Regions from separate parts of the Homo sapiens genome. Here region 1 is linked to region 2. The links are chromatin loops, found by intact Hi-C in ENCODE. Cell type or tissue: mammary epithelial cell. All regions are shown on one strand. Each heading gives the region's core, and the rest is flanking DNA. Links, peaks and the distances in the headings are about the cores only. Region 1 holds the start of LOC107984948 (a long non-coding RNA gene). Region 2 holds the start of LOC124904165 (a long non-coding RNA gene).

Evidence for each region. Hi-C counts contacts between places; a loop is a spot of excess contacts. Peaks named below come from ENCODE experiments on the same cell type or tissue, not always from the same donor. Only the 100,000 strongest peaks of a DNase experiment are listed, where the experiment ranks them.
Region 1: it touches region 2 in a loop (2.5-fold over the local background); 6 of 110 quality-filtered maps call a loop at or near these places.

What each region holds. Positions count from the first base shown.
Region 1 is chr1:44,027,409-44,042,769 of GRCh38, reverse strand. LOC107984948 (a long non-coding RNA gene) reads right to left here and starts at 12,356. Exons shown (of 2, transcript XR_007066054.1): 1 at 12,221-12,356; 2 at 2,334-2,863. LOC124904168 (a long non-coding RNA gene) reads left to right here and starts at 6,996. Exons shown (of 4, transcript XR_007066055.1): 1 at 6,996-7,087; 2 at 7,345-7,515; 3 at 8,450-9,125; 4 at 10,043-10,227. SLC6A9 (solute carrier family 6 member 9) reads left to right here and starts at 11,308. Exons shown (of 14, transcript NM_001024845.3): 1 at 11,308-11,464. RefSeq lists silencers at 535-708, 11,767-11,836, 12,157-12,706, a cis regulatory region at 6,641-6,658 and enhancers at 6,577-6,721, 5,105-8,059, 11,578-12,174, 12,816-13,373, 13,374-13,933. In mammary epithelial cell, for the core only: a CTCF peak has its summit at 6,007 (motif pointing right); DNase peaks (open chromatin) are centred at 3,669 and 6,019; H3K27ac peaks cover 411 bases.
Region 2 is chr1:43,657,809-43,673,169 of GRCh38, reverse strand. KDM4A (lysine demethylase 4A) reads right to left here. Exons shown (of 22, transcript NM_014663.3): 4 at 12,758-12,872; 5 at 10,083-10,276; 6 at 7,425-7,474; 7 at 6,615-6,718; 8 at 6,079-6,216; 9 at 5,151-5,398; 10 at 3,871-4,070; 11 at 1,295-1,665. LOC124904165 (a long non-coding RNA gene) reads left to right here and starts at 5,338. Exons shown (of 3, transcript XR_007066050.1): 1 at 5,338-5,426; 2 at 6,058-6,312; 3 at 8,179-9,540. RefSeq lists enhancers at 5,659-6,858, 8,500-8,559, 8,850-8,929, 12,036-12,711, 12,712-13,388 and a silencer at 12,418-12,712. In mammary epithelial cell, for the core only: no CTCF peak of the experiment used is centred there; DNase peaks (open chromatin) are centred at 4,039 and 6,269; H3K27ac peaks cover 2,100 bases.

The DNA of each region.
Region 1 (15,361 bases), core at 2,341-10,340, 370 kb before region 2:
TAAATGTATAAATTTAAAGGGATTTAAGCTCACCTTTAATTTTTATCTATACATTAAAGAGGATTTAAAATCGGTTACATTCCCACAGGTTTCCCCTAATCTCTCTGAGGTTGGGTTTTCTTATCTATAAAATGGGAATAATAACAGTATCTAGCTCACAGGGTCATTGTGAGGATTAAATGAGAAAATGAATGTAAAGTTCTTAACACAGAAAGTGTGCAAAAATAATAGCATTTTTACAAATGTTCTTAGAGGACCAGGCACAGTGGCTCACACCTATAATCCCAGTACTTTGGGAGGCCAAGGTGGGTGGATCACTTGAGTCTAGGAGTTCGAGACCAGCCTGGGCAACACAGTGAGACCCCTGTCTCTCCAAAATAAAACAAAAAACAGTTCGTTTTTAGCACCTGCCAGTCATGGTGGCACGTGCTACTCAGGAGGCTGAGGTGGGAGGATCACTTGAGTCTGGGTGGTCGAGGCAGCAGTGAGCTGTGATCACACCACTGCACTCCAGCCTGGGTGACAGAGCGAGACCATCTCTAAATAAATAAATAAATAAATAGTGTGCTTGGAAATGGAAGAGAGAGAATTAAGCAAGATCACCAGAAATTGCTTCAAACCCATGGCGGGCCAGCTGGTGTCACACGTCCTGGAGGCAGTAACTACGAAGGGATCCATTTTTCTCCCCCATCGAGGGAGAAAACCAGGGGCCGTGTGGGCAGAAGGTGACAACACGCACCTTCCACGAGGGAGAGAGATGCTGCCAACCACGTTGGGAACATGCTAAAAATCAGTAGCTCATATGCACTAGAATGTAGCGGTAAAATAAACTTATTCTTTAATAGTACATTCATATGAACAAAGGTTTAGGGCAAAAAATTTCAGGTTTTTTTTTTTTTTTTGAGACAGAGTCTCAAAAAAATTGAGGTTCTTAATTTAAAAAATTGGGTTCTTAATTAAAAAATTAAGAACCTAAAGAGTTTTTAAGTGGTTTTATCTCATGATCTTCAATGTATTCAAAATTAAAACTGAAAGTTAAAACATATATTAATTCAAAATAACAATACTTTTGTTATATTTTCACTGAAAATATACTTATATCTATGAAAGACAGCTGTATATTTTCTTTTTTTTGAGACCCAGTTTTGCTCTTGTCACCCAGGCTGGAGTGCAATGGCATGATCTCGGCTCACTGCAACTTCCACCTCCTGGGTTCAAGTGATTCTCCTGTCTCAGCCTCCTGAGTAGCTGGGATGACAGGTGCCCGCCACCATGCCTGGCTAATTTTTGCATTTTTAGTAGAGACGGGGTTTCACCATGTTGGCCAGGCTGGTCTAGAACTCCTGATCTCAGGTGATCCACCCGTCTCTACCTCCCAAAGTGCTGGGATTACAGGCGTGAGACACTACGCCCAGCCAGAGAGCTGTATATTTTCTAAAACAAAAATGTTAGTGAGAACAGTGGCATCGTTTTACACTTTTGCAAATCTCTTTACTGTCTGGCTTGTAGAAGACAGCTAGATTCTCAGCTGCTTCTGCATTCAATCTGTTGCAATGGGTTGCTTTGGTTAAAATATGTGATGAAAACTGAGCTTCATAAAGTATGTAGTTGGGAAAGAGAGAAGTATTTTAATAGCCTTTTCAGTAAATTCTTCTTTCTTCCATACCAAAACTCGAGGTGGTAGTTTCTTAAAAGTTAGTTACTACGTGAACGTTTCATACTCTGTTAACGTTACACTCCACTGGTCTGTCTTGCACTTTGAATAGCTCTTTTACTCATGCATGATTTTGTAACATCATGTATTGGTCATTTGGAAAATATTGGTTCACTGAGTTATGCAGATCTCCCAAATGTTGACACATTTCATTATACAATATTTTTTAAAGAGCACACTCATTAATGCTATCACTGGTCTCATTAGAATTGAAAGCTTTCAAACTCACTGTAAGTAGATATAAGTTTTTCAAATCCTAATTTTCACTTGAAGACGCTAATTTTTTCACTGGCAACAAACACTAATTTTTTTTCCCTTGAATTGATAGGCTCACTTGATTCACCTTTGAGAAAAAGTATGCCAAAGACCCAAGTCTGATAACTATAGTTTGTCATTTGTTCTTTTAAGTAAAACTGGTGTTTGGTGCATTCAGTTCACAATTCAATTGCGTAAGTGCTTTTCCTTGAGATAAGCATACTTCCCATTTTGTCACACAAAATATTTCAAAGACATATATTCAAGGGTTAAGACAATAAAGTTAATAATGTTACTGCTTCTTTTAGACAATATAAAATAATCAGTACAGTGTAGTATTGGCATAAAGACATATAGATCAAAAGATGCTCAGTATCTTTTATTTATTTTATTTTTTTTGAGACGGAGTTTCACTCTTGTTGTCCAGGTTGGAGTGCAATGGCTCAATCTCAGCTCACTGCAATTCCTGCCTCCCAGGTTCAAGCGATTCTCCTGCCTCAGCCTCCCGAGTAGCTGGGATTACAGGCATGCGCCACCATGCCCAGCTAATTTTGTATTTTTAGTAGAGATGGGGTTTCTCCATGTTGTTCAGGCTGGTCTCGAACTCCCGAGCTCAGGTGATCCACCCATCTCAGCCTCCCAAAGTGCTGGGATTACAGTTGTGAGCCACTGCGCCTGGTCGACGCTCAGTATCTTACAGGCATGAATCCAAAATAGATGTGTACATACATGGTCCACTGATTTCTTTTTGCATTTTTTTGTAGAGATGGAGTCTTGCCATGTTGCCCAGGCTGGTCTCAAACTACTGGCCCCAAGTGATCCTCCTGCCTCAGCCTCTCATAGTGTGGGGATTAACAGGCATGAGCCACCACCTCCATCTTCATGATCCATTGACTGTTGACAAAGATCGCAAGTTAATTCAATAGAAAAAGGACAGTATTTTCAACAAATAGTGCTGGAACAATTGGAAATCCATAATCAAAACAGACACAAAGACAAACAAAGCTCAACTCCTTCCTTTGCACAATTTAATAAAGCAAAATGGATCATAGAACTAAAGTAATAGCTACAGTTATAAAACTTCTAGACAAAAACATAGAGTGAATCTTTGAGGGCCCTGAGTTGGGTAAATATTTTCTTAGATAGGACTCAAAATGTACAAACTATAAAAGAAAAAATAATTGATTTTCATCAAAATGAAAAACTTCTATTCTTTGAAAGGCACTGTTAAGAAAATGAAAAGATAAGAAACAGACTGTGAAAATATTTGTGCTCTTACAACTCAGTGACAATAATGCAAACTCATTTTTAAAATGGTCAAAAAGGCCAGTCGTGGTGATTCATGCCTACAATCCCAGCACTTTGGGAGGTGGGAGGATCGCTTGAGCCCAGGAGTTCAAGACCTGCCTGGATAACATAGTGAGACCTTGTCTCTATAAAAAATAAACAAATTAGCCAGGCATGGTGGTGTAGGCCTGTAGTCCCAACTACTCAGGAGGCTAAGGTGGGAGGATGGCTTGAACCCAGGAGGTCAAGGCTGCAGTGAGCCTCATGCCACTGCACTCCATCCTAAAGGACAGAGTGAGACCCTGTCTCAAAAAGAATTTTAATTAAAAAAAAAAACAGTCAAAAGATTTGAATGAATACTTCACTAGGGAAGATACATGAATGGCAAAAAGTCCATGAAAAGATGCTCAAATCATTAATCATCAGGAAATTGCATATTAAAACCACAATAAGATACCACAGTACACTTATTACCATTGCTAAAGTTTAAAAGGTTGATAATGCCAAATGTTGGTGAGAATGTAGAGCAACTAGAAGTCTCAAAATTGCTGATCAGAATGCAAAATAGTACAGCCACTTTGGGAAACTGGAAATTTCTTATAAAAGTACCTGTCATATGCTCCAACAATCCCACTCCAAAGTATTAATTCAAGAGAGATGACAATATGCGTCCACACAGAGATCTGCACATGAATGTGCATACCAATTTTATTCATAATACCAAGAAACGGAAAACAGCCTAAATGTCCATCAACATGTAAATATTTAAGCAAATTATCTATCTGTATGATGAAATACCAATCCATAATAAAAATAAAATAACTACTGATACATGAAACCACAAAACAATAATTTTACTGCTTCACAAGGACAGAAAACCAAACACTGCATGTTCTCACTCATAGGTGGGAACTGAACAATGAGAACACTTGGACACAGGGAGGGGAACATCACACACTGGGGCCTGTCGTGGGGTGGGAAACTGGAGGAGGGATTGCATTAGAAGAAATACTCAATGTAAATGACGAGTTAATGGGTGCAGCAAACAAACATGGTACATGTATACCTATGTAACAAACCTGCATGTTGTGCACATGTACCCTAGAACTTAAAGTATAAAACAAACAAACAAAAAACAGATGCCTTTAAAAAAATAATAATAATAATAATTGTACTGCTTCACCAAGGACTTTTAAAGCAAAATTGAGGCTGGGCATGGTAGCTCACTCCTGTAATCCCAGCACTTTGGGAGTTCCAGGTGGGTGGATCACTTGAAGTCAGGAGTTCAAGACCAGCCTGGCCAACAGAGTGAAATCCTGTCTCTACTAAAAATACAAAAATTAGCCAGGCGTGGTGGTGTGCCCCTGTAATCTCAGCTACTTGGGAGGCTGAGGCAGGAGAATCACATGAACCCGGGAAGTGGAGGTTGCAGTGAGCTTAGATCGTGTCACTGCACTCAAGCCTGGGTGATGAAGTGAGACTCCATCCCAAAAATAAAAATAAATAAATAAATAAATAAGGCAAAACTGGCCCTTTTTTCCCTCCTATTGTTACTAGTCATGCACCATGGTGGAGAAGAATACAAAGATTACTGGTACAGTTGGGTGCCATGCCTTGATTCATGCTTAGGTGCCAACAGTTTCACCCACCGTTGCTCTTACATCATGTGCAAATATCGATAAATTGAAAGTGGCAAATAACAATTTAGTATTGTTAGGAAAATAGCTTTTGCCTTGTGTATTCCCTGTAAGAGTCTTAAAGATTCCCAGGGATCTGCAATCAACACCCTGAGAACTGATGTTCAAATTAATTAGAATAGTCACATTGACTTTTTAAAAATGACACTTCTTTTTCGATATCACTCAAAGGCATGTAAAATGCTTTCACAAATATCCCATGGAAAAAAGGAAGACCAACTCCATCTGTGGTACTATTTGCTTTACTTCCTCGAAAAATAAAAGGGGGGTTGGGGGAAGGAGAACCCGAGTAGGCCCCTGGGAGCGTGTTTGGCATGTGAAGCCATCCATCATGCAGTCATGGTGAGCAGATGCAGGCCTGGGACCAAAAAGGCAAGTGGCGCTGGGAACTCAGGGCCCTTCGTCACCTTTCCCCACACAATCCCACTGGCTATACACCCCTCCACAATACAGTCATACCGACACACACACACACACACACACACACACACACAGAGTCAGGCCAGCCCCACACACCATGGCTAATCTCTCACAACAAGCCCAGCCATGGTTGCACTCACACAATCCAATCATACAGCCACAACAGAGCCACAAAAAAGCCAACACCCAACCTTATTGTGCTCAAAACCAGGTCACACTGCTCTATATTCACAGATGGAGAATCTCAATGGCCATACACTCAACTATAGATATACTCAAACTAGGAGAATGGCTCATAATGTAAAACATCTACTGGGCCCCGTGGCCATGCCAGCACATCCCCCCTAGTATATTGTGCATGGGGTGAAATAATAGCTTTTGGACACAGGCCAACCTGAATTCAAGTTCACGTTTTGGACACAGGCCAACCTGAATCCAAGTTCACGTTCTACCACTTATTAGTTCTATAACCTGCAGCAAATTAGTTAACCTGCCTGAGCTCTCATTCTAGAAAACACAGAAAATTCCTACTTTGAAAACTTGATGTGATGACACAAAATAATCAGACAAGGGGCAGCACCTTGTCTGGCCCAATGTGTGCTGGGGATGCAGCTGTAACTGCCATGTATGGCTTTTGTCACCAGAGGGCACCAGGGCCACAATGTGTCTGGGGAGATTGCTGGAAGAAAATATGCTGAAAAGGCCAGGATTCCTGGGGAGTTTCAGGGTGATTACAGACAGGGTAGGTGTGGGATGTGTGTGGGGCTGGGCAGCTTTTGGGAACCCCACCTAGGCCCCGGCCACACAAGTGGGCTGTTGGGTATGGTGGGCAGCTCCCAGGGAAGATCAGATCTAGGAAGGAGGATGGATGAGGGCTTTCTGTGAGCCAGGCCCTCTTCTGTGCCGATTTCACACACATTAAATCCTTTAATCCCCACAACAATACCGTGGTTGATAGTCACTGCTAATATTAATAGTATTCCTGGTGAGGAATATTGAGGAAGCTGAGGTCTGCTTACATAGCCATTAAGTGGAGACCTGGAATACAAATGCAGGCAGCCTGGCTTCAGAATCCATGGCCCTAACCACAGCTCCACACTGCCCCCAACAGTGACCCTGCATCTCCCCTTGCTGGGGTTCTGCCAGGACTCCCTGACCCTGGCTTTCTTCCCTGGAGTTCAGCCAGCCCCAGCTGGCCTTTCCCCTCTTCCGGCCTGCTCCCCACCTGCTCCCTGGGCCAGCCCATGGTAAGAGGCTTATCACATATGTGTGGGGGACAGATAAGGCAGGGCCCCACGCAGGGCTTATCCAGCCCTGCCATCCCTGCTGGGGAGCTACCAGCAGATGGAGCCCCGCCCGCGGTCTGGGGTCACTCCTTGTGATGCTGCCAGAGCTCTTTATGATGCCATAATTTGTAGTGACATCATTGCTGTGTCCCTCCTTTGAGTCTGAGAGGGTTACTCAGATAAGAGTTGGGGAAGTGGAGTCAGACAGGAGCCCTACTGAGGCTCCAAGTCAGTGGGCCGGGTTGGGCTGGACTGGAGGAGAGAGTGGTGCCAGAGGATCCTCCCCAGGGCAGATGGCTATTTTTGGTGTCGACTGCTCGGCTTATAGCCACCCCTCTTCCTGTCTTCCCAATCCAAAGAGGCTCTGGGTCCAGCAGGGGCAGGAGCAGTAGGAGAAATCTTTAGCCCTGCAGCAGGGCAGCTCTGGGGTCAGTCTCTAGCTCAGGAACCAGCCTGTTCCTCCCTACAGTGAGGCCTGACCCTCAGTACCTCGGGTCTGAGGGGAAGGGGGGCCTTACTTCCAATCCTTGAAATAGCAGTGAGGCAAAGAGAGATTATTAGGATGGCCAGACAGACGGACACAGCCAGACCCACCATAATAGTCACACACATTAACTTGCTGATGTGGGCTGCAGGCACAGCCTCACGCCAACACCATCACACTCACAGCCATTCATTCTCATAGCCATGCCCACAGCTACACGTGGGCCACAGATGGCTGAACCACACGGACATACCAGCACAGGCACAATGTCACCTGTCCCATCTGGGAGAACAGGAACCCCTTCTCTCTCACGGTTGTACTCCCAGAGAGGAGCTCAATTCCCAGCACATGGCAGATGCGCACTAATATTTGGTGAGTGAATAAATGGACATTCAGTGCCACAGGGCCTGTGACCAGGCTGGGCTGAGGCCAGAGGGAACGCCATCCCACCTGCAAGCCTGCTCGACCTCTCCAGACCCAGGATGGGAGCATCGAGGAAGAACTACAACTGCCAGCACCACCCCAGCCCCAACTTCAGTCATGGCCACTCCTCAGATAATAGGTCACTGAAGGGACCTCGGTTATGTAGGGACCCTGGTTATGCAGGGACCCCACTCCCTCCCTCCAGGTGCAGTGAATTGGAACACTGGCACTCTGAAAATGGAATGTTATGAACATTGGGTGCTCTGGATGTTGGGTACCCCAGGCCCCCTGGAATTTGGCACTGGGGGCTCTGGGTTTTGGGTCCTCTACAGTGTTGGGTGCTCTGGCACCCTTGACATTGGGAATTCAGGACTTTGGGAGCTCAAAGCGATTGAGGAGTCTGGGTGTTGAAAGCTCTGGAGATTGGGGCTGCCCCTTGGACAACGCCAAAGTCAATACTTCCTGTCTATATGCCTGATTTTACCTGGAGCCACTGAGGTCCAGCCCGGAACCCCTGTTCTGAACCCCATGATTGGCTTATGCTGCCCCAAGGCTGGGGTGGCAGGGCTGGGGTGGCGGGGTTTCAGGGGTAGAGAAACCACAACAGGATGGCCTAAGGGGTACCTGGAGCCCCAGAGACAGCTCTCAGGTCTGAAACCAATCTAACCTGCTCCTCTGCATTGGGACAGGGCAGTGGAGGTGCCAGGCACTGACCACTGGGCTCCAGGTTCAAGAAAGGAAGAATCTGAGAGCAGAGCCCAGGCAGGCACCTCCCAGTAATGCTTCCTGGCTACTGAGGCTGGGGTTCTAAGGAGGTGGAGACCCCTGGCCAGGCCTGGCTTCAACTACAGGCAATGTCCACCCTCCCCCACCTTCTCAGCAGGCCCCCAGCACCACTCCATCAAGGTGCCCAGTGCTGCCAGCTCCTGCAGTGACCACCAGAAGTGGCCCAAGTCTGGCATTATTCATATTCCTACTAGACACACACCTAAGCTGACTATGTGCATCTCGAAACAGAGGCCTTGATCCTGCAGGCTGATGACACCACTCGAGGAAACCAGCCAGCCCTGGGGGCTCTGACGCTGGATGCAGCCCTCCCAGGAAATAGCTCCACTGGCTGCAGTAACTGGAGGCTCCTGAGCCACATTTCAGCCTGCAGTGGGTGGTGGGTGGGCCCCAGCCCAACTGCTGCCCTGCCCCAGGAAGAAGCAGGCCCGTCAAAATGTCTGACCCCGTCCGTCCCCCATCCCCTCCCCTGCCCCAGTCTGTCCTCAGTCCTGATCCCCCTGCCCGCCCCACAGTGGCCCAGGCTGGCCATGCCCTTCCCACCCTGCAGGCCAGCTGCTCAGAGCCAGGGGCTCACAGCCAGGGACGGAGGCTATCCCAGCTCCCACCCGGGCTGGGCCCAAACCTGCCTCCTTTGGGCCTCATTCTGATTGGAAAAAAACAGCCTCTCTAGTCCCTGTCTCAGGAAGATGACTTTTCAAACCAGAATCTTTCTCACAAGTGTCTCCTCAGGACACAGCTGTGTGGTTTCCTGAAGCTCTTTCTGGTTCAAGGTGGGTAAAACACACATATCCATGAATCTGTTTCTATGTATACAAATAGACTTTGAGCTATGCCAGTGTTAGTCTAATAAAGCCCTCTGGCCAACATCCCCAATCTCCCTAAACACTCCAAGGAAAATTTTCTCTTCACCCCACGTCCCTGTCCCTAGGTTAGTCCCCAAGCCTTCCTCTTTCTGACGGAGCCTCAGAGGGCTGGCCCCTGAGCACCCATCCTCCTCTCTTCTAACAGCCCAGGCCCCAAGCCCCTAGGCCTGAGGGCATCCTGGAAGTCTGGCTTGCAGCACCCTACACCTGCCTCCCTTCATATGGATTCCCTGAGCCATGAAAACTCTCGGAATCTTCACTGAGTGTTCTTAGCGCTCAGTGCCCTCTTCTAGGCCTGTCCCCACCCCAGCCTACTGCTGGAAGGGAGAAGGAGGGAGGCCTTTTCCCCTTCATACTCTTCCTTGTCCGCCTTCCTCTACTTGGGGGCCTCTTCGACATCCTCCATCTGCCTTCCCTGGGGTGGTATCCCTTTTGATGAGCCCCAGCGAGGAGGCAAGGAGGAAGATCCTAAAAAAAACTTATGGAGGAAGTTACGTCCTGGCAGGAGAGATATAGAGGGCTTGGACCCCATCTGCCCAGTCCCAGGAATTGAGCACACACATAACTACACAGACCTGCTGCAGTGCACACAATCAGTCTTCCACAGATGTACCTACACAAATACACAATCGGGGCTCAGGTGTCTGGGGGCACAGACACAACAGGTTGCCTAGATCCAGGTGTGTGTGCACACAACTCACGCAAGAAACACCTGCACTTGGCTTGTAGGAGACTAAAAATCCCAAACATGCTATACCTACTAGGTTTGGGGACAAAGTAAAAGTGAAAATAATCTCGCTGATAAGACTAAGGTGTCTTCCCAGATCTGATCAGGAGTCCAATGTGAATAGGAGACAACAGAGAGCTGTCTTTGTACTTTGGCTCTGAGGAAGGTTTGTGGAATGGACCGCGTGTGGCCTGAGAGAGCTCGCATTTCAGGGAATGCCTGGGCTTGATGCCTGTTATCTTGTTCAGTGCCTCTGATAAATTAATAAACTGGAATCTCACTCAACAATTGGTTTCACGTGAGTTTGGCATGTGTGCACTCGCTTCTTGGAGGCTGACTGTCCCAAGGAAAAAAATTAAACTGTTTCCTGGCCAGAAAATGGTGAGGACTCAGGGTCCAAAGTAGAAATTGCCTCTGTGGGCTGGGCCCCTTCCCTGAGCAGATGCCCTACTCAGGTTGGGGCAAAAACCAGTTCCTCTGACAGAACTAACTGGCCACTCTCCATGAAAGGTGGTGGCTCTCACAAGGTATGCAAATGTGGGAGGCTCATTCCAAATGCCAGCCACCACTCCCCAGAGGCAGCCTGGAGCAATGGGCTTTATATACACACACATGCATTTCCTTAGCCCCTTCTCTCTGTTTCACAGAGGAGGAAACCGAGGCTCACCATGCTCCTTTTGGCAAAGACTCTTTTTTAGCTGAGATTGTAACCCAGGTCTGTCTCACCATGGAAGGAGGAGGGATCCCAGGTTGGTGTCTGCAGCCCCTGTAACACCACCTCAAAAGTAGAGCTGACCAAGCCGGTGGTCCAGGAGGGAAATTTGAGAAAGGGCTACCCCGAGCCCTCCAGTTCCAAGGAGTAGGACCTAGGCCTTACCCAGCAATGCCCACAGTCTCTAGCGGCTCTGCTCCAAAGGGAATGGAATTTGCTCTGACTTCTCTCTAGGGGAAACGCAGGCGCAGAAGGCCAGGGGCCTGGAGGGCTAACTCCAGCCTCAGCCCCCCATAGTGCCCCAGGCCTTCTGGCTTCATTCCAGCCTAGCCCGAAGGGGCCCACATCTGCTTGCTCAAGGGCCCCAGCTGGAGGGCAGCGAGGCAGGGGCGGAGAAGGGGACTCCTTTGTGGCGCTCACTCCCAGGGGTTCGTGGGGATCAATCATCTGAAAGCTGGAGAGACTTGTAATTTTATTCCCTGGGAGGAGGAGCCTGAGAAGTCGGCACGGGAGGAGGGGATGGGATGGAGAGGGGAGGACGGCCAGGGGAGCCGTTCGGGTAGGGGAGGGACTTGGCTAGATCTCCCAAGCCTTCTCCACTCTTCAAACTTTCACCAAACTCTTAGCCCCCGCCTCCCCGAAACCAAAACACAACAGGCTGTGGAAGAGCTGCGAGCGGCGCGGCGGGGCGGGCGAACTCGGCGCGGCACAGAGCCTCGGGAGGCTGATGCAACTTTCCCTTTAAGAAAGCCACCTGGGCGCACCGCGGTGCGGACCCAGCACGCCTGGGCCGGGGGCTGCAGCATGGTAAGGGGGCTGGGGGAAGGGACGCTGGGGCCCGCGCCTCCGTCTGTCCTGCCGTCGGTCTGAGTGTTCGGCGGCTCCGCGGGGCTGAGCCCCAGGACCAGCGTGTGCGTGTGTGTGTGTGTGTGTGTGTGTGTGTGTGATCGCGCATGTATGCGGGCATCTGTGGGTAAGAGTGTGGGTGCACGCACCGGGATGTCTGTCTCGCCGCAAAGATCGGGGTAGGTGCGCGCGTCTGGGTGTCACCGCTGTCACCAAGGAGCTGAAGCGGGAGGGAGAGGGAAGTGGGGGGAGCTCCTGCGTGGGGTGGCGGGGGGGCGCCAGACGCCGGTTCGATCGGGGGCGGCGGGCGCAGGCTGTGCGGGTAGCGCCGGAGCCAGAGCGTGGCACTGTCCGTCCGAGGAGCCAGTGGTTCTGCGCTCTGGGGGCCTGCAGGGGTCGACAGTCGGCCGTGCCTGCACCCAGCGTGCGGGCTCCCGCTCGCTCCATCGCCTCTCAGCGCCCGCCAGCCTGGCTGCCTATCTGGCCCCTCCAGCCGGCCTGCCTCCCTATCTGCCCTCCCGGTGCCGGTTCCAGTGCCCGTGCGCCCGCGGGACCCGGGAAGCCGCGCGGGAGAGTCCTGGCGCACTCAGCCTCTCTTTGTCCGCGCTCTGGCCGCGGCTTTGGGAAGGGACTGCGAGCGAGCCGGGAGTTCTCTGGGGGTTGCTACCCTGGGAAGAATCCGTGCCCTCCCCACCCCAACCCTCATTACCGGCACACCTAGGGCGGGGCCGGGCGGCCGCAGGTGAGGGCAGGGGCCTAGCAGCCCTGGAGAGCCCACCCCCGGCCGGCGCTCCGCACCCGGCAGCCACTGCAGATCTCGAGCAGGCGGCGGGGCCGGGCCGGGCGGGAGAGTGGGGCTTGCCCGGAGGGCCGGGAGGGGCCGGTGCCGGCCCGGGGGCGGGGCCGTGGGGCGGGGACCTCGGCGCCCCGGTACTTTTCCACCGCAGGGGCCGGGGGCGGGGCCGCCGCCTCCACGCCAGCTTAGGCCCACACGTGGCGGCTGATGTAACGCCCGTGCCCCCACATCTCTCTCCCCGATTAAAGCGGACGCGCCCCACTTCGAGGAACCGGGACGCTGCGGGCGGTGCCGCTGCTCCCAGACCGACCGCGCCCCTGCCCGCCGGCCGGAGGCCTCCGCGCCTCGGGCCGGCGGATACTTAAAGGAGCCGCACCCCCTTTCGGGCCTGCTCTCCGCAAGCCACACCCCCTCGCGGATCACTCTTAAAGGAGACGGGACGCTTGCTCGCTGACAGCTTCCGCACAAAGCGCGGTCTATTTCTCCGCTGAAAGGAGCGTGAGGGTGCGGCCGTTGGGAAATAAAGGCTGCAGGGCGAGGAGTGGGGAAAGAGAAAAACCTGAAAGGTTAAAGACTGCCAAAGTGAGGGAGCATCAGAAGGTTGGAGAGTAGTGGGTGAGGGGACTGGTTCTAGGGACTAATGGGCGACACTGAGCATGCCCAAGTGTTTCCAAGGACCGCAGAGAAAACGCCCCCTTTACTTGGCCTATGCGGCGACTGCGGCTGTACCTGCTCAGTTCCCGGCTCTGGGGACACAGAAGAATCACGCCTCTGCCCTGGTAGAACTCTCCATCTAGTGGGGAGCCAGACTTGGGCACAAGGAAGCATGCCTCAATTGCTACGTGTGGCAAGCGTGGGGGTACAGTAGGAAGGCTGACAGCAACGGGGAGGACCTAGGAAGGCTTCATGAAGATAATAGCATTGGGATAGGTTTTGAGGATGGGTAGGATACATACAGGTGGAAGTGGAGACAAGGGTGCTCAAAAAACATGGAACGGGTGCCGGGGCAAAGGCATGAAGCAGGAGCCCTCTGCAAGTGCTGGGTAGTCTCACGTGGCGGCAGATGGCCGCAGGCTGCTGACCTGGGCTCCCAGGTAGAACTAAGGGCTGTTTCCTGCTCCCACAGCTCCTCCACTTCCTCCAACACAGTGAATGGAAATTATGCTTCTTCCTCTGTCTACTAAACTGTGCGGTCCTTCAAGCTAGGAAAAGAGCCTGTCACCTTTCCATCCCCCGTGAGGACTCCAGGGCTTGGCCAAGATGGACCGTTAAAACTGATTGACCTGACAGTCCTGTCTGATACTCAGCGGTGAGACTGTCAAGGTGGGCCAGGGTTCTGTGGCTGATGTCTCAACATCTGGCTCACAAGCAGCTCAGACCAGCTTGTCCAAGCCAGCCCTCCTGTCCCCGCACCAAACCTGCAGCCTCACCAGCATTCGTCCTCTGGGTCGGGCACCGGTTTCCTCCCACTGCACCAGCAGAAACCAGAGACTCCTTCTTATCCCTCCCCCTACCCAGTCCGATTCATCACCAAGTCTCGCCATGTTGCCTTTTATATTTCTCTGAAATCTGTGCACCTCTCCTCACCCTATTGTCACCTTCCTAACCTGAGCCCCTTCATTTTTGGCCTGGCTCCTTCCTTCCTTCCTTCCTTCTTTCCTTCCTTCCTTTCTTTCTTTCTCTCTCTCTCTTTCTTTTTTCTTTTTCTTTTTCTTTTGACGGAGTTTTGCTCTTGTTGCCCAGGCAATAGTGCAATGGCACAATCTTGACTCACTGCAACCTCTGTCTCCCAAGTTCAAGCAATTCTCATGACTCAGCCTCCTGAGCAGCTGGGATTACAGGTGCCTGCCACCACGCCCAGCTAATTTCGTATTTTTAGTAGAGACAGGGTTTCTCCATGTCGGTCAGGCTGGTCTCGGACTCCTGACCTCAGGTGATCCACCCACCTCGGCCTCCCAAAGTGCTGGGATTACAGGTGTGAGCCACCGCGCCCAGCCTGGCCTGGCCCATTTCTAATTGACTTCCTCTCTTCAACTTCAGCCTCCCTCCAGTCCTTTCTCCACACTGTATCTAGGGGGATGGTTTCAAGATGCACATTCCACCAATGGCTCCTCCTTGAAGTTGATCTTCTGCTTAAAAGCTTTCAATAGGCACCCTTGCCCTCAAGATGAAGACCAAAATCCAGACCCCAAAGGCCCTGGCCAGGCCTCTCTGTCCACTTTAATCTTTGACCATTTCCCCCTGACTGTCTGAGCTCCAGCCTCAGAGCCTTTCCACATATTGTTCCATTTGCTTGACTCTCTCTTCCTCTTCTCTTCCTCATTATTGCCACTTTGCCTAATTAACTTCTTTAGACCCTTAAACATCACTTCATCAGGGAAGCCCTCCCCTAGTCTTACACAAGGCCAGGCCCCCCTATTGTAGAGTCTCATAACACAATCTTTGTCTTTTACACCCTTTATCTCAGTAGGCAGTTCTTTATTTTTTATTTTTTGAGATAAGAGTTTCACTCTTTTTGCCCAGGCTGGGGTGCAATGGCGTGACCTCGGCTCACTGCAACCTCTGCCTCCTGGATTCAAGTGATTCTCCTGCCTCAGCCTCCCAAGTAGTTGGGATTACAGGCGCCTACCACCACGCCCAGCTAATTTTGTGTTTTTAGTAGAGACGGGCCTTCACCATGTTAGCCAGGCTGGTCTCGAACTCCTGACCTCAGGTGATTTGCCTGCCTTGGCCTCCCAAAGTGCTAGGATTACAGGCGTGAGCCACCACTCCTGGTCTCAGTTTGTAATTCTTTAAATTTTAGTCATTGGTTTAACTCTTGCCCCTTAGTCTGTAAGCTGCAGGAGTGCAGATACCTTTGAGTTCTTGGTGCCTAGCACAGGTCTGGTCCAGAGCAGACCTGCAATCAATATTGTGGAATAAATGAGTCCAGCTGTGGCCAGCCTTAAACGCCTGCTAAGCAATTTAGGCCATATCCTGTTGGCTGTGGAAAACTGTTGGAGAGAATCAGGGATTTAGGGCTTTGGGAAGATTAACAGATTGGAGGGGAGGAACATGTGGAG
Region 2 (15,361 bases), core at 2,600-10,599:
GTGGGGGTCCAGTGGCATCTGACATGACTGATCACTCAGAGTGGCAGACCCACCAAGAGCCATTTTGCACAAAAGCAGGAATCAGCTTTTGGTGACAACATGTATTTAAGGAGGAAGCCTGAACACACATGTTCGTGTTTATAGCTTTGGGAATGCATCTTGGTCTCCAAAAGGATGCTCTATCAATGTCATACTGGGAGTCTACAGGGCAGTCAAGAGGTGTAAGAAAAAAACCCTTGAATTTCAAGGTAAGAAAGGTCATCTCATCTGATCCCAAACCTCCAAACACGTGGGCTCCAACAGCAGCCATTCTAACCCTGGTGCCGCTAAGGCAATGAGGATCAGAGGAAGAGTTCCTGCCTACCCCAGTTGAAAAGGCCAGCCACGGTGGTTCACGCCTGTAATCCCAGTACTTTGGGAGGCCAAGGCAGGCGGATCACAAGGTCAGGAAATCGAGACCATCCTGGCTAACACGGTGAAACCCAGTCTCTACTAAAAATACAAAAAATTAGCTGGGCGTGGTGGTGGGCGCCTGTAGTCCCAGCTACTCGGGAGGCTGAGGCAGGAGAATGGTGTGAACCCAGGAGGCGGAGCTTGCAGTGAGCCAAGATCGTGCCACTGCACTCCAGCCTGGGCAACAGAGCGAGACCCCGTCTCAAAAAAAAAAAGAAAAAAAAACAAAAGGCCAGCCACAGTGGCTCACGCCTGTAATCCCACCACTTTGGGAGGCTGAGGTGGGCAGATCACGAGGTCAGGAGTTCCAGACCAGCCTGGCCAACATGGTGAAACCCTGTCTCTACTAAAAATACAAAAATTAGCTGGGTGTGGTGGCACACACCTGTAATACCAGCTACTCGAGAGGCTGAGGCAGGAGAACTGCTTGAACCTGGAAGGCAGAGGTTGCAGTGAGCCAAGATCATGCCACTGCACTCTAGCTAGGCAACAGAGCAGAGACTCTATCTCAAGAAAAAAAAAAAAGGCATTGTGATCCAAGTGGGCTGAGGAGGATCTGCTGCTGTGACTCAGGCTGCATTGATGCAATTCTTGGAATCAGTAGCCACAGGGATAACAGAAAAGCAACTCCCAGCAAAGAACAAGCTGGGAGAGTGAATGCCACCCCAGGCTTTTGTTTGACACAACCACTGCTGGCTAGAGGCACTGACTGAGGGTCTCTCCTGCCCTCCTGCAGCACCTCCATCACACAGATCCACCTCCCTCCCCCACACAGATCCCCTCCCGACAGGGTGTCCTCCAGGGCAGCTCCCCACCCCACACCACTGCCTGGAGCCCATACCTCTGCCAGCTCCCGCTCACTGAAACTTCTAGCGGCGCTTCCTTTCTTCCTCGTGCATGGCTCTCCCACAGTGACCCTGCCATCCCCTTTGGCATAACTGTGCACAGTGAGAACTCCCGTTTGCCCTTGGGCTCGGCAGGAGAGAGGCTCACTAGTTTCTGAATCAGAAGAGATAGAATCCCGTGAAGAGCCAGAGCCCAGGCTAGAAGATGATTTCTTTTTGGAGCCTGAGAAGACAAGGCGTCCCCCTACAGACGCAGGATTCACAGAAAGATCCAAGGCAGCTGCTGCTTGTTCTTCCTCCTCATCCTCCTCTTCTAGTTTGACATTTTTAAGCTCTTCAAATTTGACTTCAGTGGAGTCAGAATAATCTGAAACACACATACACATTAGACAGAGCCAAGTTCCTCCTGCACATGTGAACCTGATGAAAGGCAGAGGGCAAAGCACAAGGAACATGGGCGGGGAATGGGACCTGGCTTCCAATCCTGGCTCTGTCACTGAGGGGCACTGTGAGCCAGGGCTATTTGCTCAGCCTCCTGGCCTCCAGCTTCTTCCTCTGTAATGAGAAGATGCTACTACAGATCTACAGGGCTCATAAATAAGACTCCTGAGCACCGCCTGGCACTCAGCAGACACTCAGTAAGGGGCAGCTGCCATTTCCTCCAAAGTCTCCTGCAGGTAATGCAAGTCTGAGCTCAGCAGAGACCTGGCTACCTAGCCCATGCTAGAAAATCTAAAGATCTTGAAAAATATTAAGAGGGTGGATGTTAAATGTTCTCACTGCAAAAATGACCACTATGTGAATATGTATTTTAAACAGCTAGATTTACCCATTCCACAACTTATATATACTTCACAAATCATGTTGGACCAGGAGCAGTAGTTCAAAACTGTAATCCCAGCACTTTGGGAGGCCAAGATGGGAGGATTGCTGGAGCCCAGGAGTTCAAGACCAGCCTGGGCAACAAAGTCAGACTCTGTCTCTACAGAATTTAAAAATTAGCCAGGCATGGGCCAGGCATGGTGGCTCACTGCTGTAATCCCAGCACTTTGGGAGGCTGAGGTGGGCGGATCACGATGTCAGGAGATCGAGACCATCCTGGCTAACAGAGTGAAACCCCGTCTCTACTAAAAATACAAAAATCAGCCAGCGTGGTAGCAAGCATCTGTAGTCCCAGCTACTTGGGAGGCTGAGGTAGGAGAATCACTTGAACCCGGGAGGCGGAGGTTGCAGTGAGCCAAGATCATGCCTTTGCACTCCAGCCTGGGAGACAGAGTGAGACTCCGTCTCAAAAAAAAAAAAAAAAAAAAAAAAATTAGCCAGGCGTGGTGTATGCCTGTAGTCCCACCTACTTGAGAGGCTGAGGCAAGAGGATTGCTTGAGCCCAGAAAGTTGAGGCTGCAGTGAGCTGTGTTCACAAAGGCTTGGGCAACACAGTAAGACCCCGTTTCTAAAACAAACAAAAAAATTATGTTGTACAAGACAAATATGCACGATTTTATCTGTCAATATAAATAAATAAATTTGAAGAGAAAAAAGGGAAAGAAAATCTGCTGAAGAGAAGCCAGCCCAGCCCAGGGTGTCAGTCCACAGTGCTGCCTGGCTGTCGGCAGACCACATCTTTGGGTCATACCTGACCCAAGACAGATACAAGCCTTTCTCTAACAAATCTAGCCTCAATGACCTTCCAAGTGACTGCTAAACAGCACTGATCACACCACTCCCTCTCTTAAAATATAAATGGCTTCTTAAGCTTCCAAGTGAGCAAATGAAAATGGCAGACAGCCCTACATCATCTCCTATTTCTCCAGCGTCACCTTCTGGTCACACAGCTGCCTTCCACCCTAATATTCAATTGAGGGAAACTCCCCACCAGTTCCCCCAAGTGGACCATGCTATTAATATTTCCCATCTCTGCTGGGAACAGTGGCTCACGCCTGTAATCCCACTTGGCATTTTGGGAGGCCGAGGCAGGCGGATCACCTGAGGTCAGGAGTTCAAGATCAGCCTGGCCAACACGGTGAAACCCCATCGCTACTAAAAATACAAAAAAAAATTAGCCAGGCATGGTGGCAGGCACCTGTAGTCCTAGCTAGTTGGAAGGCTGAGGCAGGAGAATCGCTTGAACCCAGGAGGCAGAAGTTGCAGTGAGCCAAGATTGCGCCCCTGCACTCCAGCCTGCATGACAGAGCAAGACTCCATTTCAAAAAAAAAAAAAAAAATTCCCATCTCCATGCCTGTGCCCTGCTCCTCCCATCTGGGACTCCCTTTCTACATCCCTCCTCTCTCTCTGTCCGCCTGGGAAGGTCCTACTTACCTTGTAAGAGTCACCTTCACCAAAACCTCCAGTGTTTCCCTGACCCCTGACCAGGCAGAGGGAGGAGCTTTTCCCTACGTGTCCAGTCCTCCCTGTACATCCCTACCCAAAGCACTTCTCACACTCCAAGTATGCTATCTGCTCACGGACCTGTCACTCTGCCTTTTTTATTTCTGACCCAGCACTCAATATGGCATCTAACACGGGACACATATATGAGTTAGGGTTGTGGAAAATACACCATAGTCAACTAACCTGGGAAGGTAAGACCATCCTCAACTTGCCGCACAGAGCTATGGGTGGGCCTCACAGGGGCGAGGGCTGCCGGGCACTCCGTCATCTCATACTGCTCAGAACTCAGATCCTCCTTGGGGAAGAGCTCACTCTGACTCACCTCCTGTGGTATTTCAAGACAAACTCGGTGCCTCTTTGTCCCTATTCGGTGCTTGGCCAGGCTGCAAGGGAGAGGGCAAATCTTTTAAGAGCCCACATATACATCCACTTACTCAAACACATTCATACACATCCACACACAACCCAAAGTGAATGGCCAGAGCCTGTCAGGCCTGGCTCAAAACTCAGGGACACCTCTTATTTGTGACTTGAGACAAGGGACTTCACCTCTCTGACCTTGTTCAATCATCTGGAAAATACAGGTATTACCACCCACCTAACAGATTTGTTGTGAGGATTAAGAAAAGGTATGCAGAGTAGCTGGCAAAGTGCCTGGCATATAGCAGGTACCAAGGAACGGTTCCTCCTTTCTTTCCCATATGGCCCAGGATAAATTCTCCTCAGAGCACAGATCCCCTGGCTCAGCCACCAATAGCACTGCAGACTTAAATCACGACATTACCAATGCCCTTGAGTCTCATCCTCACTACACTTCTTTTTAAAAGACTCTCTGATATGATGAGAAAACATGACTTTTCTGGCTCAGAGGGAGCCCGACCTTCGCACATAAATGCCCCCGACCCTCATATAACTGACGCCTTGCTCCAGCAGACTACACGCCCACTACAGGTCTCTCATTCAGAAAGTGCCTGAATGCTCTGGCTCTCAGGTTTCTGGAGCCTTTACCAAGAACACTCCCTTAGCCAAGGCACAAACGGCATCTTAGAAACAGCCTCGGCCGGGCGCGGTGGCTCACACCTGTAATCCCAGCACTTTGGGAGGCCGAGGTGGGCGGATCACGAGGTCAGGAGATCGAGACCGTCCTGGCTAACACAGTGAAACCCTGTCTCTACTAAAAATACAAAAAATTAGCCAGGCGTGGCTGTAGGTGCCTGTAGTCCCAGCTACTCGGGAGGCTGAGGCAGAAGAATGGCCTGAACCCGGGAGGCGGGGCTTGCAGTGAGCCGAGATCGCACCACTGCACTCCAGCCTGGGCGACAGAGCGAGACTCCATCAAAAACAAAAACAAAAACAAAAACAAAACAAAACAAAAAAAACAAGAAACAGCCTCTCCACAGATTACAGGACCTACCCAGACATCCCTCCCTCACGCAGCCAGGACAAAAGGGCTGCTGGGTTACCTTGTCTTCAGGTCTCCTTCCTCTCCATCCTCCACCCCTTCCATGTCCTCCTCTGGGCACTCCTCCTCGTTGCCAGCTCTTGGAGGCAGTTCACTCTCCTTAAGAAACTCAGCTGCTTCTGGCGTGGGCAGAGTATGGTCAATAACTGTGTTGTCCTTCCCAGCTTTCCAAAGTTTGTACCTTTCTGGCTGGAACTTTCTCACAAACACATCCATGGAGATCTTCACCATGTCCTTTCTACAGGAGCACTGTCAGCAGGAACCAGAAGAGCACCAGGTGAGCATACCTTGCTGCTTCCAACTCACCCCCACGTCCTAGCTCCTCCCTCCACATGGAAACAAGTGCAAGATGGTTTATAACCAGATTGTTTTGGTTCACAGGCTGAGGGCATGTTATCCTTGCAGGACCTTCAAACATGAAGGGAAGCAGGGAAAAAAAGGCAGAGAGCACATGCTACTGGGGCAAATCTACCTGGGCACTAACTCGGGGTCACAGAGGGTGGTTAGGCTCTGCACTTAGGCCCCCAGGACGGTGAGCCACCTGCCCTTGTTCCCTGTCCAAGCCAGGAACACACAAGCAAGTCTACTACTATCAGTCAAAGGCCCGACCCTGCTGCTTCCCTAGAGTAAAGGAAACCCCTAAAAATTTCAACAGAGAAATCTCGGAATGGATAAACAAGAGTATTAACGTGTGTGGATGTGGTTTTAATGCCTAATGGACTTAAGAACCTCATTTTATACTTCCCAATTCTGAACACATTTTTAAAAATTCCTTATGAACACAAAATGTTAGTACTCTGACACATTGCTAGCTGCTTGTTTCTGAATTCCAGCAGCTCAAAGAAATACTCTAATCACCAGCCAACGTATCTAACCAGAATTTGCTCATTTTTGTCATGGTGTTATAGAAAGAAATCAAGCAGACTTACCAGCACAGCTTGCTTGCCGTACTCAATCCACCGACGGGTAGCAAAATTGGTAGACTCCGCACAGTTAAAACCATGGTTAAAGCCGGCATGGTAACCATAAGGGAAAGTGATCATAAACTCTCCAGCCTCTTGAGTCACCTGAACAAGAGCAGACTTGAAGCAGCTGCTTCAAATGGCAGAAGTCCACAGAACTGGAATTCTGAGCTCCACCACAACTTAGCTGAGTAACAAAGGGTAAGTCATAAAACCCCTGGGGTCCTTGCTGTCTTCTATAAAATGCAAAGCCCAGACATATCAGATGACATGACTATAATTAACCATTCCTCCAAATGAACACTGTTCTAGGGGATCTGACTCTCCTCTGGCACCAGGAAGCTACAGTGGCCCCACCTTTAATGCTCTTAGATCAAAGTGTTGTTACATAGTTTATTTAAGCTTTGGCCCCCTCTTGGTATAGTGATGAACTAGAATAAAACTGTAAAACAAAGGCCAGAAAGGGTGGTGCCTGAGAACTTTGGCATGTAACATCAGCTCACCTTGTCAAAGGGAATTCCATATTTCTTCAGCATTAACGGGGAAATCAGGGTCATCTTGTGGCGGAGAAATGCCTCACAGCTTTGAGCACTTCCTGGGAAAAAGCCTATTTAATTGAAAGGGTACAGGTTAACACAGTGCTCCACACTAGCTCCGCAATCCTGGAGTCACTTCACACCTGTGCTTCTCATCGGAATGATAAAGAGGATGCATCACCAATGTGACCTCTGAGGATCCTTATAGCTCCGCACCAATTCTAAGATTCTGCAATGAGCCTCTAGGCTCACTCCCATGTAGGGCATTACGTGGGTAATGAAATCCTGTTTGGGAAACCAAGGTCACCCAAGCTGCCTCTGTTCTTATAGAGCTTTGAAACTATTTAGGACCTTTTCTCCAGTCACTTGTATCCCTGATCTTTTTTCAGTAATGCAGCTGTAGTATCATCTACCCAGGCTTTCCTATGTTCTCCAGACATACAAATCTAAGTCCACTTAAAAGAAACAAAGCATAAAGTTCAATTTTTTCTTTAACATTTGGGTCTTTAGTGGAAACACCAGTCATACTGGGTCTGGTTCATTATCGCTGGTCAAAGAAACACCCCTGCTCATTAAAACTGAGGCACAGACAGTCAGGACAAAGGAAGAAAAGGCTCCGTCACTGCCCTCTTAAGGTAACCAGTGTGGCTCACCCCCGTCTGCAGGCCTGCAACAGGACCTGCAAGTATCTGACCATGGGGAACGCACATTTTAGTGCAGAGCAAGGAGCACAGCTCATAGGAGGGTCCAATCCAGCAAACAGAAGAGACACAGTACCTTTGGCGAGGCGTTCCAACCGCTTTCCATGCTCAGGTGGAACAGAGTACCTGCAATCACATGAGAGCATCAGAGGCTGGGTGGAGGGCAGGTACAGAAGCTAAGGGACTTATTCCCACTCTCAAAACACCTTGAAATAGCAGATTTTTTTTTTAACTTCCCAAGCAGTAGAAAGGAATCTGAAAAAATGAAATATTAGACTGTTTGGGCACAGGAGTAAGGAGCCCATAAAGAAGGTGAGTGAATTTATTTCTTCTATATTCATTCACTTAATAAGATGTTTATTAAGTGTTCACCATGAGCCAGGATTTACGGTACATAATATTACTCTCCTTTATAATGTTGTTCATATAATAACATTTTTTAAAAGAAAAAAAAAGAAGGATGTCACTATATAACCTCAGTATTTAAAAATGCTCAGTATTTTTAAATGCTTGAAAGGCCTAACTGGGGGCAGGCAAGAGGAAGATGGAAAACAAAGTGAAAGATGGATCTGACACTTAAGAGACCTAGCCCCGTATCTGCTGATGAACCCACTTTCCCTTTATCTCCCCAACAGCTACATATACTGATTACCCAACAATCAATTACCTCTCTACCCAGTAGGGTGTCTAAACACCATAGAAACTGCTCTTCCTAAAAAATGAAAAGTAAAAAAGAACACCTAGGACTATTAAACTTTTGCAAAATTGTTAAACTTTATATTCTGAAACTCACAGTAACTCTGTTTTAACCTTTTTAATCTCTTCTGAAGATTATTCCACAGTAACAACAAATCCTCCCACTGCAAACAGCTTCATTATAAAACAAAACAGAGAAGAAGAGTTGACAAAAATGTCACCTAAAGGACTCTGGGATCCATCAGGCAACCCTATACAGAAGGCTCTGGAGGTCCCACTTCAGAGGACCTAAGAATGTATATAATAACTGGAAAACCTTCTTTTATAAGAGAATTCAAAAATCCAGGAGCAGTGAATTTTGGAGTAAACAATGGTGAAGACACAAAAGCTACATTTACACATCCTACAAGTCTAGCCTTCTGAGGAAGGAAAAACAGGACAGTAGTTAGGAGATAATCATAGGCTCAAAAGGTTCTTTCCCCCAAGATTAGAAACTGGAGAGCACTTGAAAGAAGAAAGGAAAACCCCTGAGAAAGAACATGGCTGAAGATGCTGAAAAAAGACCTGAAAGTGGATATGGTTTTCATGACTCCCCATAATGTGCCCCATGATGTCCCCTCCGGCCTCATCACTCACTTCTCATCGTTTTACACAGCACCCAAACTACAGCAGACTCCCCCTAGCTCCCTAAACACACCACGCCTGGCTAATTTTGTGTTTTTAGTAGAGACGGGTTTCACCATGTTGGCCAGGCTGGTCTCCAACTCCTGACTTCAGGTGATCCACCCACCTCGGCTTCCCAAAGTGCTGGGATTACAGGTGTGAGCCACCACGCCTGGCCCTCATGTGCTGTCTTAATCCAGGAGCTCTGCGTCTGTGGTTCCAACTGCCTGGATACACTTCCCTCAATCTCCCAGCTGCTAAGCCCACCACCACTCCACCCGGTTATGTCCTTCTCATGTTTTAGGTCTCACTTGTCACCTCTTTGAAAGAAGCCTTCTTTAATCCCATCTATCCTTCTTATGTGGACCTTAGCACCCACTTCTTCCCCTTCAGAGCTGTCCCCACACCGTATGAGCATTCTCTCACACTTTCTACCTCCTGACCAGTCTCCTATCTGTGTGAGGGTAGGTATCTCATCCATCTTATTCACTGCTGTTATCTGCAGCACCTTCACTAAAATGCTGAGATGGGCCGGGTACAGTGGCTCATGCCTGTAATCCTAGCACTTTGCAAGGCTGAAGTAGGAGGACTGCTTGAGCCCAGGAGTTTGAGACCAGCCTGTGCAACATAGTGAGACCCCATCTCTACCCTAAAAAAAAAGAAGGAAAAAAATTAGCTGGGCATAGTGGTGCACGCCTGTAAACCCAGCTACCTGGGAGGCTGAAGTAGAAGGATCACTTGAGCCCAGGAGGTCAAGGCTGCAGTGAGCCATAATGGTGCCACTGCACTCCAGCCTGGGTGACAGAGTGAGACCCTGTCTCAAAATAGAAAAAAAAAAATGCTGAGACTCAAAGATGGGTCAGCACAGAGAGAGGAGAGAGAACCAATGTTTGTCTCACCAACAAGAATAACACTCTGGAGAACAGGAAGCATGCTGAATAGCCTCGCAATCCCTTATGTGTTAAGCACACACTGCTGCTCCCCAAGTATTAGTATTTTTTCCATGACGAAAAGAAAGCTTTCTGTCATCTGAGAGAGTGACTCTAGTCTTGGAAGTCTGCTGCTAAGAAATGCCTCAGGCCTGTTCAGAAAAAAAATTAGAAAGCAGTGGGATAGCCTGGAAGAGCCCCCGTGTCTTTGGGTAACTGCCAGCACCCTGCTCTCTAAAGCCTCCCTACTCAAAAGGTGGTCCGAGCACCAGAGCTCCAACAGCAAGCATCTTAGCACTTGAAAGTGTGTTTAAAACATGGAATGTCACCCCAAGCCTGAACCAGGGTCTGCCCTTTAACACAATCCTGAGGTGCTTCCCACGCACAATGAACATGAGCCCGTGCTCTAGCATAGAAGCCCGGTGCCGACTGCAGGCAGACTGTACCAGGACTTTGGTTCTCCAAAGTGCAGGTAGTTGATGCTGTAGAGGTCCATGTCTTCAGTGTGCCAAGCAAAGGATGTCTTCCACATGCCAAAGTACAGGTATGGGGTGTTCACACCCTCAATGGTGATCCCACTCTCCTTTTCCACCAAGTCCAGGATTGTTCTCAGCCGGCCAATATTCCACTCATCAACATGCTGCAAAGGCAATGACAGTCCAGGGCAAGTTACATTTGCATAGAAACCGAGGCTCTGAACCTACAAATCAGAGTAGGTCACAAGTAAGCTGTCATCTCTGACAAACATTGGGAATAATGTCAAAACACTATGGACGTGAAGACCATAGCATTCCTCATTGACTTTCACGGCTACCACTGGAACTGACACCATTTACCTTCAAAGGGCAAATATTACTTTGTGAATACTAGTGTAGGAAAGATGAATAAAGAGATGACAGTCACCTGTTTGTTTTTTCGTTTGTTTTTGAGACGGAGTCTCGCTCTGTTGCTCAGGCTGGAGTGCAGTGGCATGATCTTGGCTCACTGCAACCTCCGCCTCCCGGGCTCAAGCAATTCCCTGCTTCAGCCTCCCGCGCACCTGGGATTACAGGCACCCACCACCATGCCCAACTAATTTTTCTATTTTTAGTAGAGCCGGGGTTTCACCATCTTGGCCAGGCTGGTCTTCAACTCCTGACCTTGTGATCCACCCGCCTTGGCCTCCCAAAGTGCTGGGATTACAGGCCTGAGCCACCGCGCCCGACCAAGAGTCACCTGTTTGAAACCCCAAGAGGAAAAGTTTGAACTGATGCTAAAGAAATTTAGGTCAAAATAGAAAAAAAACTCTATGACCACAAAAAAAAAAATCGCAAAACATGGGAACTATGACAGTGGGCCAGGTGTGGTGGCTCACGCCTGTAATCTCAACACTTTGGGAGGCCAAGGCAGGATTGCTTGAGCCCAGGAGTTCAAGACCATCCTGGGCAACAAAGCAAGGCCCAGTCTCTACAAAAAAATTACAAATTAAAAAAAGTAGCCAGGTGAAGTGGCATGTGCCTGCAGTCTCAGCTACTTGGGAGGGTGAAGCAGGAGGATCCCTTGACCCCGGTGTTTGAGGTTACAGTAATCTATGATCATACCACTAACCTCTAGCCTGGGTGGCAGGGCGAGACTCTGTCTCAAAAACAAAAGAACAAAAAACTATGGCAATGTTGTGGCTTTTTAGCCCTGATTTCCACCAGGCAGTGTCTTCATAAAAAATGTGGAATATCCTTTTCCCGAGTTGTAATGGCCAGCTGGGAGCCCATCTCCCATAACTAGGTCCTGTATTATTATTATGCCTGACTTTTGTAGCTCTCCATCCCAGATCCTTACAGCATCTTCCTGCCATTCATCCCTACAAGACTGACTTTCCCTGACCCCCAAAAACTGCTATCAACAAAACTGGAATTCTTTTTTTTTTTTTTTTTTTTTTTTTTTTTTTTGAGACAGAGTCTTGCTCTGTCACCCAGGCTGGAGTGCAGTGGTGCAATCTCGGCTCACTGCAAGCTCTGCCTCCCGCCGGGTTCACACCATTCTCCTGCCTCAGCCTCCAGAGTAGCTGGGACTACAGGCGCCCGCTACTGCAGGCTACTTTTTTTTTATTTTTAGTAGAGACGGGGTTTCACCATGTCAGCCAGAGTGGTCTCAATCTCCTGACCTCCTGATCCATCCACCTCAGCCTCCCAAAGTGCTGGGATTACAGATGTGAGCCACCACACCCGGCCTGGAATTCATTTTTTTAACTCTTCCAATAATTGATAAAAACATTAAAATATGGGCCAAGCGCAGTGGCTCACACCTGTAATTCTAGCACTTTGGGAGGCTGAGGCAGGTGGATCACCTGAGGTCGGGAGTTTAAAACCAGCCTGAGCAACATGGAGAAACCCCGTCTCTACTAAAAAATACAAAATTAGCCGGGCATGGTGGCGCATGCCTATAATCCCAGCTACTCAGGTGGCTGAGGCAGGAGAATCACTTGAACCCGGGAGGCGGAGGTTGCGGTAAGCTGAGATCGCGCCATTGCACTCCAGCCCGGGCAACAAAAGCGAAACTCCGTCTCAAAAAAAAAAAAAATTAAAATATGAAAACAATTATGAGTGATAATCCCTGAATGCCCTACTGTTTTTCAGTCATCTGAAGATATTCCCAAATATTCTCCCCTTTCACCATATTTAAGGCAGGATTTCAAGCCAATAAAAGTGGTTAAAATAGCTTTTGCCACAGAATCTTGTTTGAGGGTTCTGAAAAATCTAAATGTATTTCTCTTCTTAAATGTATACCCCTTTCATTAGATTAGTCAGTCATCTTTTTTCTGCAGAAACCACACTGCCTCATTTCATTATCTGAGAGCCAACCCACCCTTTCAAGAACTCATCAGCTACCACCCACCGACTATGCTAACAACCCTTGAAAAGAACACCACATCATCCAATTCACATGTAAAGCAGGAGAAATAAAATTCAGTCACATGCAAAATGGCCCACAATTAGGCCAGCACAGCAACATCAGCTGGGGGTAGATCATCTGTTCATCCACCCATTCACCAAACAGCTTTTAGGTGCCTACTACGTGCCGGGCCGAAAAAAAGGTATTACAAAATTACAAAAACACTGCACAGAGGGTTTCCAGTGAGCCTCACCTTTTCATAGAGGGTACCATTCACATCTGCACCATAGATTGGAGGATTGAATGTAAGATTTTTCCAGTATTTCCGCTCGAGCTCTTCAAACTCACTATAGCGTGGGGTACAGTACCTTTTTGAAAGTAAAAAGAAACATGTAAACCACTTACAGGGGTTTATTAGGCATTATGAACATTACAAGACATAATCCCCTATTCCAGTGACAGCAAGAATTTCAAATGAACAAGGCATAATCTTGGCCTTCAAGGCTCTAATACGTAGTCAGTCCCTCAACGTCCCTTCCATGAGCACTGGGCCTGAGGAAGCCTGAGGAAGGTAATGTACACACAGATGTAAACCGGTCTTCCTTAACAAGCACAACATCCTCAACTCTCTGAAGAGACTCTACTTAAACTACACCTTGCTAGATTCAGGTGGCCACCCAGGGAGAAAATGGGCTTACAGACCAAGACCCAAGGTCCCTACATATCCACAGACAACCAAAACCCAGCAGCATGTGAAGAGCTAAGGCTTTCCAACAGCATTCACCTCCCTGAACCAGCCAAAAGGAAGCTGCTCCAAGAGGGCTCATTTGTAAGTACCCCTGCTATATGCCCAAGCGCCCTACGCAGTGGCTGACACTCACCAAGTAATCACTCCTAAAAACAACAAATATTTTAGTAAAAATATAAAATAGCTCTAAAAATATAGATTTTTGCACATCCAATATTCCAATTAGGAAAATACGTACTCACATATACGCATATTTATATCTACCTATCTACATAAAGCCATAAAAATATCTACACTTTGGCCAGGGGTGTGGCTCACACCTGTTATCCCAGCACTTTGGGAGGCCTGGCGGGGGCGGATCACCTGAGGTCAGGAGTTCAAGACCAGCCTGGCCAACATGGTGAAACCTGGTCTCTACTAAAAATACAAAAATTAGAGGGGCGTGGTGGCACACGCCTGTAATCCCAGCTATTTAGGGTGGGGGCTGAGGCAGGAGAATTACTTAAACCCAGGAGGAGGAGTCTGCAGTGAGCTGAGCTAACTAACGCCACTGCACTCCAGCCTCGGCCATAGAGTAAAACTCTGTCTCAAAAAAAGAAAAGAAAACTATACCTTAAAAAAAACTATACAAGATCCTTGCTCTGCTGCCCAGCCTGGAGCACAGTGGTGTGATCATAGCTTACTGTAGCCTCGAACTCCTGGGCTCAAGCAATCCTCCTGCCCTAACCTCCCGAGTAGCCAGGACTGCAAGTGTACACCACCACATCTGGTGTTTTTATTTTTTGTAGAAATGAAGTCCTGCAATGTTGCCCAGGTTGGTCTCAAATTCCTGGCCTCCAGTGATCCTCCAACCTCGGCCTCCCAAAGTGATGGGATTATAGAAGTTAGCCAATGCACCCAGTCTAAAAATATCTATACTCTTTAGCTTAATACTGAAAATTTAATTAAAAAAAAAAAAACTTCTTTTAGATTCAAACTAGCCAAGTACAGTGGCTCATGCCTGTAATCCCAACACTTTGGGAGGCTGAGGCAGGAGGATCACTTGAGCCCAAGAGTTTGAGACCAGCAACATGGCAAAATCCTATTTCTACAAAAACTTTAAAAATTAGCAGAGCTGGCCAGCAGCAATGGCTCACGCCTGTAATCCCAGCACTTGGGAGGCCCAGGCAGGCGGATCACAAGGTCAGGAGATCAAGACCATCCTGTCTAACATGGTGAAACCCTGTATCTACAACAAATACAAAAAATTAGCCGGGTGGTGTGGCGGGCGCCTATAGTCCCAGCTACTTGGGAAGCTGAGGCAGGAGAATTGCTTGAACCCAGGAGGCGGAGATTGCAGTGAGCCTAAATAGCACCACTGCACTCTAGCCCGCGCCACAGAGTAAGACTCCATCTCAAAAAAAAAAAAAAAAAAATCTGACTAAGTAACTGCCTTACACTTTAATGTCAACCTAGGGAATAATAAATTTTAGAGACCTAACATTCTCTCTGAAATACAATTAACTCCCCTATTGTCAACTAATCTGTTTCATGAATTTAGGTTTTTAGGTTGGGCACGGTGGCTCATGCCTGTAATCCCAGCATTTGGGAGGCCAAGGCAGGCTGATCACTTGAGGCCAACAGTTCGAGACCAGCCTGACCAACATGGTGAAACCCCGTCTCTACTAAAAATACAAAAAAATTAGCCAGGCGTGGTGGTGGGCACCTGTAATCCCAGCTACATGGGAGGCTGAGGTAGGAGAATCGCTTAAACCTGGGAGGCAGAGATTGCAGTGAGTGAGATTGTGCCACTGCACTCCAGCCTGGGCAACACAGCGAGACTCTGTCTCAAAAAAAAAAAAAAAAAGTTATGTTTTTACTTTAAAGGTAATCTGCTATGTATTAGGACGAAAGGAATAGACATAGGGCTGGTTAATTTAAAAGGAAAACAAGTGTGCTAAAAGAAGAAAAAGCGAGACCAGCCTGGCCAATATGGTGAAACCCCATCTCTACTAAAAATACAAAAAAATTGGCCGGGCGTGGTGGCGGGCTCCCAGCTACTCGGGAGGCCGAGGAAGGAAAATCACTTGAACCTGGGAGGCGGAGGCTGCAATGAGCCAAGATTGTGCC